Linked DNA regions of Mus musculus: region 2 is linked to region 1. Evidence: chromatin loops called from intact Hi-C (ENCODE). Cell type or tissue: heart. All regions are shown on one strand. Links, peaks and the distances in the headings refer to the core of each region. The heading gives the core; the rest is flanking DNA. Region 1 holds the start of Hhatl (hedgehog acyltransferase-like). Region 2 has its middle 44 kb from the start of 9530059O14Rik.

Region 1 (8,326 bases), core at 254-8,253:
ACCGCCACCGCCACCGCCACCGCCACCACCATTGCCTCGTTCTGGAAGGCAGGAACCAGCGGTCTAGCTTGTACAAAATGAGCCGGAAGGTCTTGAAGTTCAAGGCAGAGCCTTCCTTGCCATATGGCATGAGAACAACAGCAAGAATAGAGTAGGGAAGGACGTGGGGTGTGGTGTGTCCAGGGGCCAGGGACCAGAGAGGCACGGGAAACTTACCATCTTCCGGCCCAGGTACTCCCAGCCAGGTCTCACAGACTCCCGGAAGGCCTTCCTGTGGGCCCCATCTGAGAACAAAGTGTAGCCTATGAGTAGGGGCCGCATATATGCCTTCCCTGGGCCACCCCACCTGAGGAGGGAGAAAGGGGGGCTTTCTGGGCTGCAGGGGTCTTTGAAACTGTGCCCAATCCGGGGCCTAGAGGATCCTCAGGGTCTGCAGCCTCCAAGATTCTGGCCTGTTGGTCAGAACTCTGAGGCTTTCCAAGCTCCTGTCCCAGACCCCCCTCTTCCCCCCGTTACCTTGTGATGCCTCCAGGAGACCTCGGCCGGCATAAGCCAGGGCACCGCTCAGCACCAGTGAATAGAGGCCGAGCTCAGCTGCAGGCAGTGCTGTCTTGATGCCCATGGCCTGGAGAGGGCTGAAGGAGAAGCATGAGTGAGAACCCCCAGTCCCAGCCTTGCCTCGCCTCCCCTGGTGGACCCTCTGAGGAGACTGGTCCACTCAGCCATCCCCTGGGGATGCTGTCAGTAAATCTACCCCCCCCAACACACCCAGACACCTTCTTCCTTTCCTCTGCAGCTCTCAATCTTGCTTCCTTTGAAGATTCTCCAAAGCCCAGACTTCGCACAGACTAGCTTCCTCTCCTTCATACCTCTCTGATGGGCTGACAAGTTTGGGACACCAAACTGTTCCTGCAAGACTTCCCCAACCATGGGGTCTTTCCCATGGTGGAAGACTCTGTCAGTTCTCCCGTCTCACAGTGAGCCTCTCTTAACCTCAGCAAAGCCCTGCCCACGAGGTCCCCTGAGATCCCGTGAACTCCTCTAGCACTAACTTCCCAGACTCGCTCAACTCCGGGCTCTGCTGACTCCATTCCTCCGCCAAGCCGTGAGTCTGTTTTATCTCAGGTCCCTGCCTGTGTTCACCCACTGTCCCCCTTGAAGTGCTGTGTAGTCTAAGCTCTTGCTGCAGGCTGGATGTTGGGCTCTTTGAGGCCCCAGAGTGGCCAGAGCTGGACCAGGCAGGGCCAGGCAGCAACTGGGAGGGTGCTGGCTGCTGTCCAAGGTGCTGACTGGTATCAAGTCCAGGATGTGTCTGGTCACTCCCTCTGGCTACCCTGCTGGGCCATCCCTGGGGTCTGGGCCAGTACCTAAGCCCCTCCCACCCTCTTCAGCCTGGCCGCCAGTCTTCCAGTGGTTGCTTAGGTCCAGACCTGGAACCGAGGGAAAGGGGAACACGGTGCAGTGCCCTTTTGGAGATGGGTAGGGTCACCCCATCTCTCCCAACCCAAGATCTCCCAGTTGCAGATCTGTCTCCTCCAGCCCTGTAGTTGGGGCTCTGGGAGGCCGCTCCTTGCTACACTGACAGAGAGGTGTGGGTCACAAAGGGTCAGGGACCCGGGAGGCCATCCAGTGAGCTTCTCTGAAGGGCAGGTGCTCCTGGTGAGTCCCGGCTCAGACCAGACCACGCTGGCCCTGCTCGCTCCCGGCCTGGCCCTCCTGAGCAGCCTCTGCACTGTGGCTGGAGGGCTGAGACACCTCTTCATCGGCAGGGTGGGGGAGGGAAGCACAGGATCAGGTTAGTGGAGCAGGAGAGTGAAACCGGAGCGGATGAAGAGCGCACAAAATAGCTGTGTCAGCTGCCTCCCACTCGCCACTTTCCAATTTTAGCTCCCCATGGCCGGTGGGGAGTGTCCCCAAAGAGGCCTCAGCAAGGGGTTGGCCCCCAGCCTGGGGCCCCTCCTGATGGACCCCTGGACCTGTGCTGACTGTGGACCTGGGCGCCCTTTGCCCAGCACTTGGCTCAGGTGCACCTGGAGTGAAGCCCACCTTGGGGCTCGTGGTCTGGGATGAGGGTTCTGAGCTGAGTCCCACAGACCTCAAAGGCTCCAAAGGGCTGCACACCCAACTTGCACTGACCTTGAAGAGGCTGCGAGGAACCCTGGCGCGCTGCCCACCTCAGGGCTCCGGGGTCTTGAGTCCGACCGTGAGTCTGTCCGGCTGGCTGAGCTGTGGGGCTTCGATGGGGTGTGTCCAGCTCTGGGGTCCCCACCCCCTGGAGGCTAGAGCGGTGAGTGGTGACAGCCGGAGGTGGGGGGGGGGGGAGGAGGTGGCCTTCCTGGAGTGGAGCAGACCGTTTGTGGAGCAGAGCCGAGTGCTGCAGTGCACTTGGCCACAGGGAGCTGCGGGGAGTGGCAGGGAGGATGTGGGGGTGATGAGAGGGAGAGGAGGTTTCTGGGGACACAGGCTCAGGCAGGGGCACCTGGGCCTCACTTGACCTCCCTCTCCTCAGCCCTGGAAAGCCTGTGCTTCTCTTTGTGCGGTGCCAGGATCTCTTCTTCCAGGAAGGCCTCCAGGCAATCTCTGCAGAACTCTGGTCAGCCCTGCTCCCACTGCCTGGGCACCCATATACTGTATGTGCAGGCTTGCACACCTGGGTTCTGTGAACTCCAGCCACAGCCTTTACCTGTGACCCCTCAAGGGTGCCCAGGGCAGGTCTACCTAGTTCCCACCCTGCGCCTCCATCCTGACAAGAGCCTGGGCTAGACAGGCACGGGTGTTAGGGCAGGGCTAGCATTTCTGGTAGAATTGGTACTGGCAAGGACCATGGTGCTGGAGGCTCCAGGGGTGACATCAGGGTCACCTGGAATGGATGGTGTCCTCTTAGTGGCAGGCAAGAAGCCCTCATGTGAAATCCGTAAGCACCTGAGGCCCGCTGGGCAGGGCCCGGGAGATCTCCACTCTTGAGTCTTCCTCTGGGGTGAGATCCCCACAGTAGAGGGGTCAGGATGTGTGGCTGCTCTCACGTGCGAGGGCTCAAGGAAAGGCCCTGGGACCTCCCATATAAGCTCACTTGAGGATGGACAGGGCAGAAGGTATGCCTCTACCCAGGAGGGTCCTGTAAAAACCCTGGGAAGTTAGGCCATGAGCTTCCTCCCAGGAATGCAGACACGTGGGCCCAGAGGACACAGCTGAGAGGGCACTACACATACTCTCCTGAGTGACTGAGAAGCCATGATGCTGGCCTCCGACCCTGAACAGGGTTGGGCAGGGGTTTGCAGTGGAGGGGCTGTCTGCTGCTGTGACTGGGATCCGGATGCTAGAGGAGGCTGGGATCAAAGGATGAGGGGAGGTTAAGCAAGGTTCTGGCTTTCTGGGCAGGTGTGGTTGACACCAGAGCAGTGTGTTGAGGCACAACTAGTAGCTATCATGGATAGTAAATAATAATAGCCAGGACGTGGGAAGAGTAACTCTCTTTAATGTCCCCACAGTCCACAAGGACTGTCTCCAGTTGGTAGAAAGAAAACTGAGGCCTAAGGTGAAATAGTCAAGGTCAAATCCAGTAGCCTCTGGGAGGGACTGCCCCACAGGGGGAGACCTCAGTCTATCCACAGCAGAGCAGGTGAGGCCCCGTGAGCAGGCCACGCACTTGGTGTGCTGTGTAGCAGTGTCCTCTGAGATGAGACATTTTATCCTCAGGGAAGGAAGCTCCTCATGACTAAGGAAGTAGACAACTCAGAAGCTTCAGCAAGTCCCCGAAACTGACCAGATACACTAGACCCCACCCTTCCCAATTTAACTGTAAGGGCTGCTGAGACGCCCTGTAAGGGCACCAAGACACCTGGAAGGGACTTAGGTCAACTGAGCCACCTGGAAGGGAAACTCTTGAACACGCTGAGAGGCCTGCAGGCTGTGCAATGTGCTCTAGGCTTCCAGCTTTGTGAGCTGTCACTGTGCTGGGGTGGCTTTGGTGATGCAGCTGTCCCTGAGTCATTTCTGCTCCTGTAACCCCTCACCCATATTCCTGTAAGCAATCCCAATAAAACTCACTGCTTTACCAAGTTGGACTTTGGTGGTGTCCTTATTTGGTCAGTTCCCTCTGGGGCGAGTAGACATGTTTGAGTCTCTCCAGGAGAGGTGCCACTGAACATGACACCCTCAGGAGGTGCTAAGGGTGAAAAGTTGAAGCCACTGTTTTGGGGCCTCTGATTTTCATTTATTATCTGGGTTTCTTGCTCTTGAGGGATCCAGTGACTCATCCTGTGGGCACAACTCATTGCTCACAGAGGTGCTAGGGAGCCAGACCCCGAGGCAGGGCCACTCAGGAATGGCCCTCTCCCTGGTGAACCTGACACTGCAGCACACAGGAAGGTGGCCTGTGTGAGGTCAGGAAGAGGGGTAGAGACTGGTGAGCCCTCCACTTGTGCCGGAGGCTGTAGGGTGGGGCACTGGCCCAACAAACAAGGGACTGGAAGCTGACTGGGCCGAGACCTGCCTGCACTGGACTGGGAGCTACTTCCTGCCACCTCAAGGCTCCATGAGAAAGTTGTGAAGAGGGACGGCCAGGGCTCTTTGGCTCAGCCTTTTGTATGTTGCTTCCTAACATAAATGTGGGCAAGTGTCCTGGGTGTGCTGAGCAGTGCATGCTGGGTGGCGGCTGGGTATGGTAGCTATGTGCATGCTATGTAGTGTAGGAGTCTGAGGTACATGTGGAGGGGATTTTGGCTCACGGGGACTTGATGTGAGACAGGCTGCTTTGGGATACTCCCACTAGAAGCCACCTTGTCCTGGACTCTCTGGGGATGGGGAAAGGGCCTGGTAACAGTGGAGTCTGTTTGGGTCAGCTGGAGACAGCTACCTTACCCAGCTGGTGCCCAGGGAGCTCATCTGCCTTACCTCACCTCTGTGCCTGGAGACACTGCTCAGCAAGTGTGTGTTGACTTAAGAGGGAGAATACAGAGACTGGGCACTTACTGAGTGTTTACTGTGTACTGGTTGCTGCCCAACACACACTGAATGTCCTAGCTCAGTGTGTGCTGGGCAGTGAGGGACACTGGGAATCTGGTCTACCTCAGCCAGCAGAGGTGGGGGATGGGCCCTGGCACAAAGCCCCATATAAATTGTTTGAGGTTGCCTGGAGGTGTTATAAACTATACTCAAGGGCCTTTAAGTCCAGCTCCTGCAGGAGCCAGCATATGTCAGGACTGCCCATGCAGACAAATCTCTGTAAGATGCCAGCTCACCCCACAGGGTACAAATGAAACCCACTATGGCATCTGGCAGCAGGACCTCTTCCCCTCCTACTCTGTGGAACCGTGAAAGGCAGCCTGTTTTCTGGTAGAGTGAGACTTATTCCAGAGACCCAGCAGAAACTCTATAAAGGACAGAACAGTGAGCCATGTGCCCAGACAGACATAGGCACCTGACACACAGAGCCCCCAACTTCATAATCTTGTGACTATCAGTCATGCAGACAAAGTCCCAAGCTCCTGATATCCTGGCTAGACTCCACTCCCACAGTTAACCAGGCAATGCTCCTCCCCACAGGTACCCTGCGACTGCAAGATAGCCCAGCCCACTATAAAAGGGTCTGCTTGGCCCCTCCTCACTCTCTTAAGCTCTCACCTCTCGTATTTTCATCTCTAGCTTTCTCTCTCCCCCTCCCTTCCCCTCTCTCTCCACGAGGCCATGGACAGCTTCTCTCTCTTTCTACCTTCTTTCTTTCCCCCTTACTTTCTTTCTATAATAAAGCTCTAAAATCACACACAGTCTCTGCTCATCAAGACCCGCCATGCTTGAATGATGGAATAGGCCTTCCCCTAAAGAGCCGAGTCTAACCTCCCACCGGAAGGCCTTCCTGTGCTCCAGCCATGGACCAAGGGCTCGCTCTCACCCTCATGGGGACCACCCAGCACCCCCTCTTCCCCTGCCTTCTTCTCCCTTCAGCCCTGGGGCTGACTGAGCTGCCCCCAGGGCCCTCACTTTGTTCTCAGCTCTTCTGAAACATACAGAAATGTCTGAGATGCCCAAGACTGAGAACCTGTTGTCTCTGGCCTCTGTGAAGCCCAAAGACCCCAGACTGCTCACTCTCTACCCCGGAGGACTGGGGTTCCGTGGCTTCCCACAGTCAGATGCTCACCTGGGCGGCATAGAGAACGTGCCGCACTCCCCTGTGTTCGCCCACCCAGAGTACCAGAGCTCTGGCAGGACGTGGGTTCTCTCCCACTGCCCGACACCACTCTCTCCCTGGCATGGATGAAACCAGCCTACGGACACTCGTCCTTGCACAGAAGTCATTAGCAAGATGACTTACTCTGAATGGCCCTCCAAACAAGGTTTCTAGTGCTGTCCCACTTCAGAGATGAAGGTAGATGAGATTGAGGTAGAGAGAGTAAATGATCTGCCCAGAGCCGAGCTACTTTTGAGTGGGGTGAAGCTGCATGGCTCCCAGCTATGGTTCAGACCTGCACAAGCCAGGGCTCCTCCCTCCAGCTGCCCAGGAGAGGGGCCACAGCAGGCATGCATCCCTCTAAGGGAGGCTGGCTGGTCCCTGCCTGCTCCCCACTCCATCGGTTCTGCTGAGGTCTGGCACCTGCACTCCCACATGTCTAGACTTCTCTCAGGCTTCTCGGTGCCTGCAGAACGTGCCCATGACTCTCCTGCTTCTTTTGTCACATACTGTCCCTTCTGAGCACAAGCCTTCCCGTCCTCTCTCTGCCCACTGCTTGCATAAGCATCCAGGGGAACACTCTTTCTCCCCAAGACTCTTGGGATGGTACTGGAATTGCCACCTCATCCTAATGGCCTCAGCTGCATCTGTCTGTGAGATTTCAGGACTCTCTGGGTGGCCCGAGAATGGACTGAACACCCAGGGTCTCAGGAAACCCAGGCTTTCCAGAGAGTACTGCCACGGTGTCACAAGCTACACACATGGTTGTGTCTCATGGGAGGAAATGTGTTGACAGCCATAGACCTGCATGTGTCTACCCATTTGTTCAATGCTTGTACAGCACTGCTTGTGTGTCTGTGTGTGAGCATGCATGGATGCTCTGTGTTATAGCTATGGGTGACCTTCCCTGGGTCTACGTATGACTGGCTATAACTGCACTCAAGGGGATGACACTGTTACAGTCACTGAGATGAGGGTATCCTGAGCTGCTCCTGCAGCACCCTCTAGCTCACCATTGCCACGAAGACACACTGCCCATGTCCCAAGACCCACTGTCTCACCTGTGTACCCTATGCCCCAGCCCTGCCTAGATTGCCTTCTGACTCTAGCACCTATACCTCTGGAGCAGTTATGGGTGGAGCTGTGGAGCTTTGGGGCCATCCAGAGCTCTGGGCATTCACTCAGCTGGAAACCCTAGCTTTGGACTCAGGACCACCAGAATGACCTATTGACTCAACTTCTATTTGGAAGCCTGGGCCCTCACTTGTAAGCCCTACCTACCAAGGGCCAGGTTTTCCTGGCAGGGGCACAAACACACTCCACGAGAGCTGTCGTGACTGTGAAAGTAGACTTGTTATTTCAAGCTCAGGGCTCTGCCCTGTGCAGTAAGTACACAGAGAGGCTGGGCACAGCAGGATGGCCAGTGGGTGCTAGGGCCGAGTGAGGGGCTACAGGGGAGGGCTAGATGGCTCCAGGTGGATGAGCCATCAGGAAGCACCGAGGGGCTCATCTATGTGTGGAGAGCCCGTAGTAGCATCCCAGGGCCCCAGAGAGGCCCTAGGGCAAGGAAGGACAACAGCACCTGCTCAGGGAAACGCACCAGCCACCAGGCAGGAATGGCTGGCTCCGCCCCTGGCTGGCTCCGCCCCTGGCTGGCTCCGCCCCTGCTCAGGTATCCTCAGCTTGCCTGCTCTGCTACGACACCAAACCGCTTCTAGGAGGAGCCGAGTGAGCGCTGCCTGAACCTGAAGTGTTGGTCCTCCAGGAGTTGAGCTAACAGCTGTGTTCTACTGCTTGTTGGCTTTCTGCTGCCGTAGTGCCTGCAGGAAGACCCCTTTCACCTGGCCCAGGGTCTGGTGGTACATGCGGAAGTCCTCCTCCTTCCCTCTCAGGGCACTGCCCAGGGCGTCCCTCAGTATTCCGTTCTCTTCCATCTGGATGGCCAGCCTGGACCAGAGGGAGACGGGGCTGAGTGCACTGGGCCCAGGGCCTGGAGAAGAAGCTATGGTGCGGATTCAAGATTCTCACGCATCTGAGCCTATTCACAGTACTGACCCAGAAGCCCCCAGTAACCTCAACTACCCAGATTCCTAGTTTTGTTTTGTTTTCCCCTATAATATATATATATGTACTATATATGTGTATGTAATATATATATAT
Region 2 (8,326 bases), core at 93-8,092, 820 kb after region 1:
TTCCAGAGGTCTTGAGTTCAATTCCCAGCAACCACATGGTGGCTCACAACCATCTGTAATGTACAGCAAAAATATACTCATGTAGACTAAATAAATCTAAAAAAAAAAAAAAAAAAAAAAAAAAAAAGCCTGGTCACAGGAGCCTTGTGCCTCTGGGCAGGCTACCCTTTCTGAGGTGTTAGTGGGGATAATAGCAGTACCACGGAGGAAGGGAGCAAGAATCAAACAAATTCATAGATGGCTAGGATGGCATCACATTCCACAATGACTAACGTCTGGGTTTATTTCCCATAGCAGCAGACCCTTCACATGAAACTTAAACCACACAGCTCTGTGAAATTCATATGGCGTTACTTTATTTCAGGATTGGTCTCCTCCCTCGTGTGTGTGTGTGTGTGTGTGTGTGTGTGTGTGTGTGTGTGTGTGTGTGTTTCTCTAGCAGTCTACATCTCTCTTCTGAGGCTAGATGCCTTGATTGAAATGGTGGGATTTCCCAGAAGGAAAGAGCTGCTGGATCCTAGGCTCAGCCAGAGCATGTGTGATGTTAGCAAATGCTGGCTGAGCCAGTAACCGTTGTTGCACAGAGCCCTAAGTGAGGCGGGGTCACAGGACTATGAATGTCCCTGGTGATATACCAAGATCCTTTCTCCATGGTCAGCATCATGTTCCTGGCCCCAGTACTGCTAGCTTCTCTGCCAGATTCTCTTACTCTGATGTCCTTTCTGTAGGTCAAGTGACTTCATTCTGCTGCCCCTTCTATGTCGCCTGTGTTCCTTTGGTGTAAGGGCAAGGAGAAGAGAAAATGCCAGAAGTAAACCATCCATGCTGGCTAGGGCTTGGAGGAGGCAAGAAACCAAGAGGGATTTTGTTTCCCTGGGATCTGTGTGGTATCTCTGAGGAGTGAATAGAATACCAAACTGCTTATCTATTGATATAAGGGAAAAGGACCAGGATGCTATGAGGCCCGGGTAGACCTGGCCCTCCTGAGCTCCCACAAGCTCAAACCAGCTCACCTGCCTTTAGACCCTGCAGGGGCAAGCAGGCAACTCGGAAAATCACTTTATTTTCGGCAACCTATATTTGATTTCAGTGTCCATTGATGGCAGGTCCTAAGATGTAAATGAAACTTGCAAACAAAATCAGATAGCTACACGATGCCAGGGTATCTTTATAAAACTCTCATGAAAGTAGTTTTTTAACTTGTAACTAAAAACTTCTGAAAATGTCTGACTCTATATGTATGTGTGTGTGTATGGTATATATGTATGTATAGTACACACACACATACATATATATATACACACACGTACATATATACACACACAAATACACACATACGAATGTGACGGCTCTGAGACAGAAGTTGGCAATGGAATTCTAAATGGCCTACCAGTCAGCTGAATGCAGAAATCTATTAGCAAAGCCCAGGAGAAGCCTAGGAAACACATGGCGGCTCTACATAAAAAGCTAATGTAAATTGACCTCAGTCACGTGCTAACATGTTTCAATGAATGAATGAAATGATTTCTTACAGAAATTTACATTCATTCTCAATTTAAAAAAAATTACCAGCAAGCACGAATAAAGGATATTTATCAAGAAGTTAAAGTAAACATCTTGGTCAGTAAGTAATATGTAAGAAATGCAGCCCCGACACCGATTCCTGCATCCTGAAGGGCCAGGATCTGCGACTTAACAAAGAAATTAGAAGGGTTGAAAAGGAGAGAAATTTCAACTTTCTGAAACCCATATGGCAGTCTATCTGGAAAATCCCAGATAATCTACATAATTAGAAGCATTCCGTGCATCTGGGAATTTTGACAGAGACTAGTTTGGTAACATTCTTAAGCACGAGTGACTTCTAAGTAGAAAATGAAGTTTGAAGGATTCCATTAGCTGGAAAGTGAGAAACAGAAATAAATCTAATAGCGAAGGAACCAGAGCGCAGAGAGCTGTGAAGTTTCCTCTGAAGAAAGAATATTTAAATAAAAACAAACTAATACTGTAAATGGGGGGGGGGTGCAGCTTCCCCCAAATTAGCATATCACTTCGATACAGTTTCAATAACGGTATTCACAAACTTGGTGTGGAACTGGTATAAAGTGCTTGCCTAGCCTGCAGAGAGTCTAGTTTGGCATAAATGGTTCTGGTGGGCACACCTGTAGTCTCAGCACTGATGAGACAGAGGCAGGGGGATGACCAGGAGCTCAAGGCCAGCTTGAGCTATCGAGGACCCTGAGTTACATAGTGTTAGAAGAAAGCATTTGCAGAGTCGCACCTCCGAAGCTTTCGAGGCGGGGGGGGGGGGGGGGGGGCAGGGAAGGGGGGGTGCAGGCACTGTCAAGCAGTTGGCAAAGGAAGCCAGCTCAGAATTCCCTGCTGGATGCCTGGGATTTGCTACTGTTTCGGTTTGGGTTTTGTTTGTTTATTTGTTTGTTTTGCTTTACCTTTTCATACAGGGAGCTAACTATAAATTTGGATATGGTTCTCAAATGTGACATTAAAAAAAAAAAAATCCAGACTACAGCAGGCAGTGGCGGCACACCCCTTTAATCCCAGCACTTAGGAGGCAGAGGTAGGCGGATTTTTGAGTTCAAGGCCAGCCTGGTCTACAGAGTGAGTTCCAGGACAGCCAGGGCTATACAGAAAAAACCTGTTTCGGAAAAAAAAAAAAAAAATTTCCAGACTACATCCCAGACTAAATGTAAGGCATGTTTTAAAACGTTTAGAAGGAAAACACATGTGTCTTTATGACTTTGGGGTAGGAAAGGTGTCTTAAAGGAGACTCCCTCCTCCCCCAGAGTACCAATGATTTAAGCAGAGTTCTGGCATGTGCAGTAGGAACCCTGTTGAAGGGGTGGTGGAAGGTATTTCCCACCGTGTAACAAAGAACTGATTGAAGCTTTCCTATGGGAGCCTAGAAGCCAATCCATACTGAGATGCTGAAAGGGATAAAGGCCTGAGCTGTTTCACAGAGGGAAGGGATTAGTAGTGTATAAACACAACAAGAAGAAAGATTCAACTGGGAATAATGAGTTGCACACTAAAACCTTGAAAGGCAGCAGTTGCAGCCTACCCCTGACCTCTGAAGTAGAGCCTACCATACCTAGGAAGCAGGGCTGCATGAGTTGCTGGCCAAGGCCATTCTGCAAGCACAGCCCACATTCCTGCGGGAGATTTAGAATTTCCATCACACCTGCTGAGTTTTGGCTCCGCCTTGCATCAGTTGAGAGGGAACTAAGCTCTGCCTGTCTCTCTTCCTGTTTCCCATTTGTTCCTTGGAGAGTTTGGCTGGGACAGTGTGGCCCTAGGGTTAGACCATCACTTCCCTTCAGACCATCTGTATAAAGCTGACTCACAGGCTAGTGTTTGATGACCAGGCAACAAGTTAACAAATTCTGATCAAGTTGTCTACAAACTCAGGAGAAGCCCATCGTTGTGAGAGGACTGTAATGGTCCATGCACCCTCCTTAGCACAACTGGAGAGGTGAAAAGACAGCAATGAAAGTCAGGCTGGGATTGAAGAGGATCTAAGGCATATGCCATACTTCTTAGTGCCCAGAAGGGGGCAGCCTAGAGCAGAGCAGGGGCCCCATGGCTGTGTGCCCAATGTAGCGAATAGCCAGTGGCCCTGCTACAGGTCACTCCTTCCTCCCTTCTCCCTCCTCCTCGTGGAACTTTCTGCCTGGTGGGGTTAGGGTTCTTCCCCAGTCTTCCGCAGCTTGCTCAGGAGAGCACCCTGAAGTGACCTCCCAGTCACCTCTCTGCTTTGCTGGTGCAGTGATGTCATTTCTAGCAGAGAATATGCTAAAGGGAGCCTCTGCAAAGCCAGATTTATCTATAACATGAATCACTGGGCATACACTCTTACACCTGGACCTCTGACATCTGTGGCAGCCGCTCACCCGTGTTGTCCTGCAGTCTGCTAACACTTGGGTGTTACATTTGAGCTGGAGATCTCTGACATTTTAGAGTCCCTACCTGATGCATGTGAAAATGGAGTTGAGAAACATTTTTGTGAGATTTTGTGTTGTGATTGAATTAACTTGAGGTTAATTATATATTAATTTTTACTTGATTTGAACTTGAAGGGGTTCTTCAGGCCACTTAGAACCTGTTTGAATGAAACCAAGACCTGCACAGAGTCTGCACACTTCTTATTGACTGTGAGATATTTTGACTTTCCTGGTGTCCTGATTGATATCAGATTTTCATGGGAACATTGAAATCCTGTGCTATTATTAATGACACTCTTCAATTTACAGTTGTATATTTCTAACAGAAAATGAACCCTTAAAACTTGTCTATTTAGCCATCTTGTAGCTAAACACCCCCCCCCCAAAAAAATAGTGGGAAATGCTTCATTCTTTGATCTGCCATGCTGAGGTCCCATGTCTCAGCTACCCTGAGGCCTGTGGAGAGTCCTTTAGCCCAAGGTAGAATTTGGTCTTGTTGGTGATATCTGGCTCTGGGTTTCCTAAGTGATGACTGATAAATTCTTTATGCCAGTGGAAAAAGTGTTTGGGGCTCTTGGAACCCCTGTCTTAGAAACTTCCCAGGCAGCAAGTTAGCACCAGCCATATTGTGTTGGACACTTTCCTTTCCTAGCTGTTCAAACAGAAGATAACTCACTGTGGGGAGGAAAGATGCAGACTGACAGACAATTATCCATGCTTTCACAACTGATAGTGATGAACTTAGTCTGTTAGTATGTTGCTGTATGTGCCCAGTATAGCATTCACATATGCACATGTCTGGATATCTGGGGAGGAACAACAGTGCTCTCTCTCTCTCTCTCTCTCTCTCCTATTGAGATAATGTCCTTAAAACAAAGATCCAGACAAGTACACAACTACACAAGCTTCCTTAGCCAGTCATTATCAATCTAGAGAAGGCGAATGGATAAGAACACTGAGAGCCCTCAGTTGTATGCGTGAGTGTGCGGTGATTTTCCGAGTGTGCGGTGATTTTCCGAGTGTGCGGTGATTTTCCTCTAAGCCTGTGTGCTTATGTGACTCGAATCACTTCCTGCAGAAGTCCGGGATGTGAGATGTCACATTCGATGTCTATTGTTAGCTCTGTCTGATAAACTGAAGAACCTTCTAAAGAGACATAATGTCATCAACATTGTTCTGTCTAAGGAAAGGACTGAGCACACAGTCAATGCGAAGGCCCATTATTAAAATTTGTCTCCTGTTTTAAATACCTTTTTTTATACATATACATATTTTTGGCTTCTCATGTTATTGTGTTAAGAGGTATGTGTGTATGCAGCACACTTCATGCATGTATGTATTGGGCACATGGGAGGGGGATATATACACATGTGTGTGCTTTTATATGAAGGCTATTGGTCAATGTTGGGTGTCTTCTTCAGTCACTCTCTGCCTTATTTTTTTGAGACAGGATTCCTCAATGAGCCTGGAGTTCATAGTCATGGGTCCAGTAAGATTTTGTAGCCAGCAGGAGCCAAGGAGCCTCCCATTTCTGCCTCTTCAGCACAAGGATTGTGAGCCATCATGTGCAGCTTTTTACATGGACTGGAGATCCAAACTCAGGCCCTCGCGCATGCACGGCAAGCACCACACCACCCGAGTTCTCTCCTGAGCAGGGTTCTATAGCTCCTATTTTCCAGTTTTCTCAGTTTGTGTGTGAGAAAAAGATAGTATGAACAGGTTGTTTGTAAAGGTGGTAGCTTCTAAGCTCTTAAGTAAGACTCGAGAAAGCCAGCCTTTTTCCTCTCACTATTTTTTTTTTTTAATCGAATGCCCCAGCAGCCTTCAGTTAGAATGGCAGTTTCCACACACACCTCAGTTCTGATAGACGCAGCAATATTCTCTGTTCCCAGTATCAGGAAACACACTGAGATAAGGCTTTGGATGGCCCTAGACTTGATCTGAACCTGAAGTCATCGCAGCCACACAGGGTCTTGAGCTCCCTGGCTGAGCTATAACCAGCTGCTCCAAGTGCTGACCTACTTCTCCCAGCTCCAAGTTCTCCATTAAAGGAATTCTGATTGCTTCAGAAAAACCTGTTCCTCCACCCCCGCCCCAGACACAGGCATTAGGTAACACTGACATGTGAGGTATGGTGCCTTGAGTATCCGTAGATTCCAGTAAAACCAGAAACAATGGAGGTCTCCTAGTGGGGAGCAAAGCTCTAAGTCCCTACAAATTGCCTCCACCAGGGCAGGACAGGGTTAACAGTTACTAACCAAGGGCCAGCAAAGCAGGGTGCCAGCTACCACAAGGGACAGTCACCCTTCTCCCACTGCAGCTGGCTCATCAGAATACAAAGGATTATATGGATAGGCCTGACAATTGCTATTTTTAAAACTCAGTCTTAGTCTTAGATTTTTAACACCTTGTTCACTCTTACCGGTTTCAAGTTACAGTGTGATAGAGCAACAGCACACCTCTGAGCCAGAGTGTGACTTACTGCTGTTTGATTATTTGCTGATCTCTTAGCAGCAAAACTCCCTTCAGGCGAGGGGAGATGGAGCGGTGGTTAAAGCACCTTAGCCACTGAAACAGGGGTGAGGATCAGAGTTCAGAGCCCCCAGAAACCCAAGTGGTGGCTGTAAATGCATCCTGAGACGTTGGAGGCTGGGGTGTCTTAGTTATGTTTCTATTGCTGTGCTAAAAACATCCACCAAATGCAACTTGGGGAGGAAAGGGTTCTTACCTATGTTCTGGCACACCCCACTGAGGGAAGCTAAGGCAGGAACTGAAGCAAAAGCCCTGGAGGAACTCTGCACACTGCCTTGCTCAGTTTGTTACTTATTCACTCTAGAACTTCCGGCCCAGGGGTAGCACCTCTCACAACTGTCTGATCCTCCCCATCAATCATTCATCAAGACAGTGCCCCACGGGCTTGCATTCAGGCCAGTCTTCTAGAGACACTCTCTCAGTTGAGGTTCCCCCCTCTCACAAACTCTAGTTTGTGTCAAGTTGAAAAAGTTAGCCCTATGAGCCAGCTCAGTCTGGGCTCCGTAGAGAGGCCCAGGTTCAAAACCGAAGGTGGAAGAGTCATCAAGGAAAATAATCCCCAACATCAACCTTGGTCCCCCACGTGTAGGGATGCATGCACGTGGAACCGTGGTGAGGAGCGCTTTATCCACACAGGGGAAGACATTAGGAGCGAGAACAACTTTGTCGCGTCCATCCAACCTTCCAAGAGCATCACCAGCACCCATATTTCTTACAGACCATCCAGTGAGTCGCACCCACGTCTCAGACGTGGAGAGACCAAGGTCTCAGTCCATCCTAGCTCCAAGGTTCTAGGGTAGAAGGGAAGAGACCCTCAGCAGCCTCCAGAGTTGGCTAGGTAAGCAGCAAGGCTTGGGATAGAGGAGAGACCACGAGCCAGCCAACACAGAAGCTATTGTATTCCTGTATGACTGCCTCTTATCCTGGGAATGCACTGGGACAGCGCTGTTTTGGCTCCTGGGCCATTCCGAATTCTATCAGTCTTCTCTAGTGGCTGAAGCTTCCATCACTAATCAATTCACAACAACCCAAGAAGTCCTTGGTGAATGGTCATTTCATCTCTTTGTCAATACTTGTGAATGAGACTGTTCTCTATGAAGAGCACAGATAGACAAAGGGTCCAGTGTGCAGGCTTTGTTGGTATTTCATCTCAGTTCTTTGAACCAGCTTTCTTCAGACCGTCCATTCTTGCAGTTCTGAGCCTGACTGATGGTTGACATCTGACAACCTTAGGTACAAAGTTTCCACAAGCCATTTCTCTAGCAGGGACGCTGGGCTTGGGGCCCATACTCTGTAGATAAGGACATTTCCCTCTGGCTTTAAACGAGGAGACACTCTTGTTCTAGTTGGGGCAGGGGTGGGGCAGTGATATTGAGGTATGCAGAAGTGAGTTGCTGCTTAAGAGTTGGGAAATATAAGGTTTCATCCCCCTTGGTTCGTGCTGTCTCTGGGTCCAACTAGGGAGCAACAGCCTGCTATCTACCTGCCCTCTCAGGGCCAACCTTCCTGTATAAGGTCCTGCTCCACTGCCAGGCAATGCGGGAGTTTCACTGTGCCTTGGTGAAGGGTTGTGTTAGTGAAGGACTAACAGGGGATTACTAAGCATCAGCCTCTGGGTGCTGAGCAGTGTTTGACTAAAGCACCTGTTTTCCTGAGGTAAGGGTTGCCCTGCCACCACAGAGCCATGCTCTTTTTCTCAGTAGCACAAGAACCACGTGATTCTGTGGAGTCTATTCCACATCCGCATGTGTTGATTTTGCTTCTGTGGGCAGAATTGCCACATGGGATCAGAGCTTCTTCCTTAGGAAATGAGAACTTTTCTATAGATTGAACCCCTC

Evidence for each region. A loop is a pair of places that touch in the nucleus more often than their neighbours do. Peaks named below come from ENCODE experiments on the same cell type or tissue, not always from the same donor. Only the 100,000 strongest peaks of a DNase experiment are listed, where the experiment ranks them.
Region 2: a loop joins it to region 1, with 10 times the contacts of the local background. A loop is called at or near these places in 2 of 42 quality-filtered maps.

The regions. Positions count from the first base shown.
Region 1 is chr9:121,790,127-121,798,452 of GRCm38, forward strand. It overlaps Hhatl (hedgehog acyltransferase-like), which reads right to left and starts at 2,381. Exons shown (of 12, transcript NM_029095.2): 1 at 2,137-2,381; 2 at 517-635; 3 at 217-284. The coding sequence starts at 622. It overlaps Ccdc13 (coiled-coil domain containing 13), which reads right to left. Exons shown (of 16, transcript NM_028384.1): 16 at 7,501-8,113. The coding sequence ends at 7,954. It also overlaps a transcript of Klhl40 not described here. In heart, for the core only: no CTCF peak of the experiment used is centred there; DNase peaks (open chromatin) are centred at 1,315, 1,835, 2,245 and 5,095; H3K4me3 peaks cover 1,610 bases; H3K27me3 peaks cover 3,393 bases.
Region 2 is chr9:122,611,946-122,620,271 of GRCm38, forward strand. No RefSeq gene overlaps it. Among named protein-coding and RNA genes, the nearest start is that of 9530059O14Rik, 44 kb to the left of the region's middle. In heart, for the core only: a CTCF peak has its summit at 3,562 (motif pointing right); no DNase peak of the experiment used is centred there; H3K27me3 peaks cover 298 bases.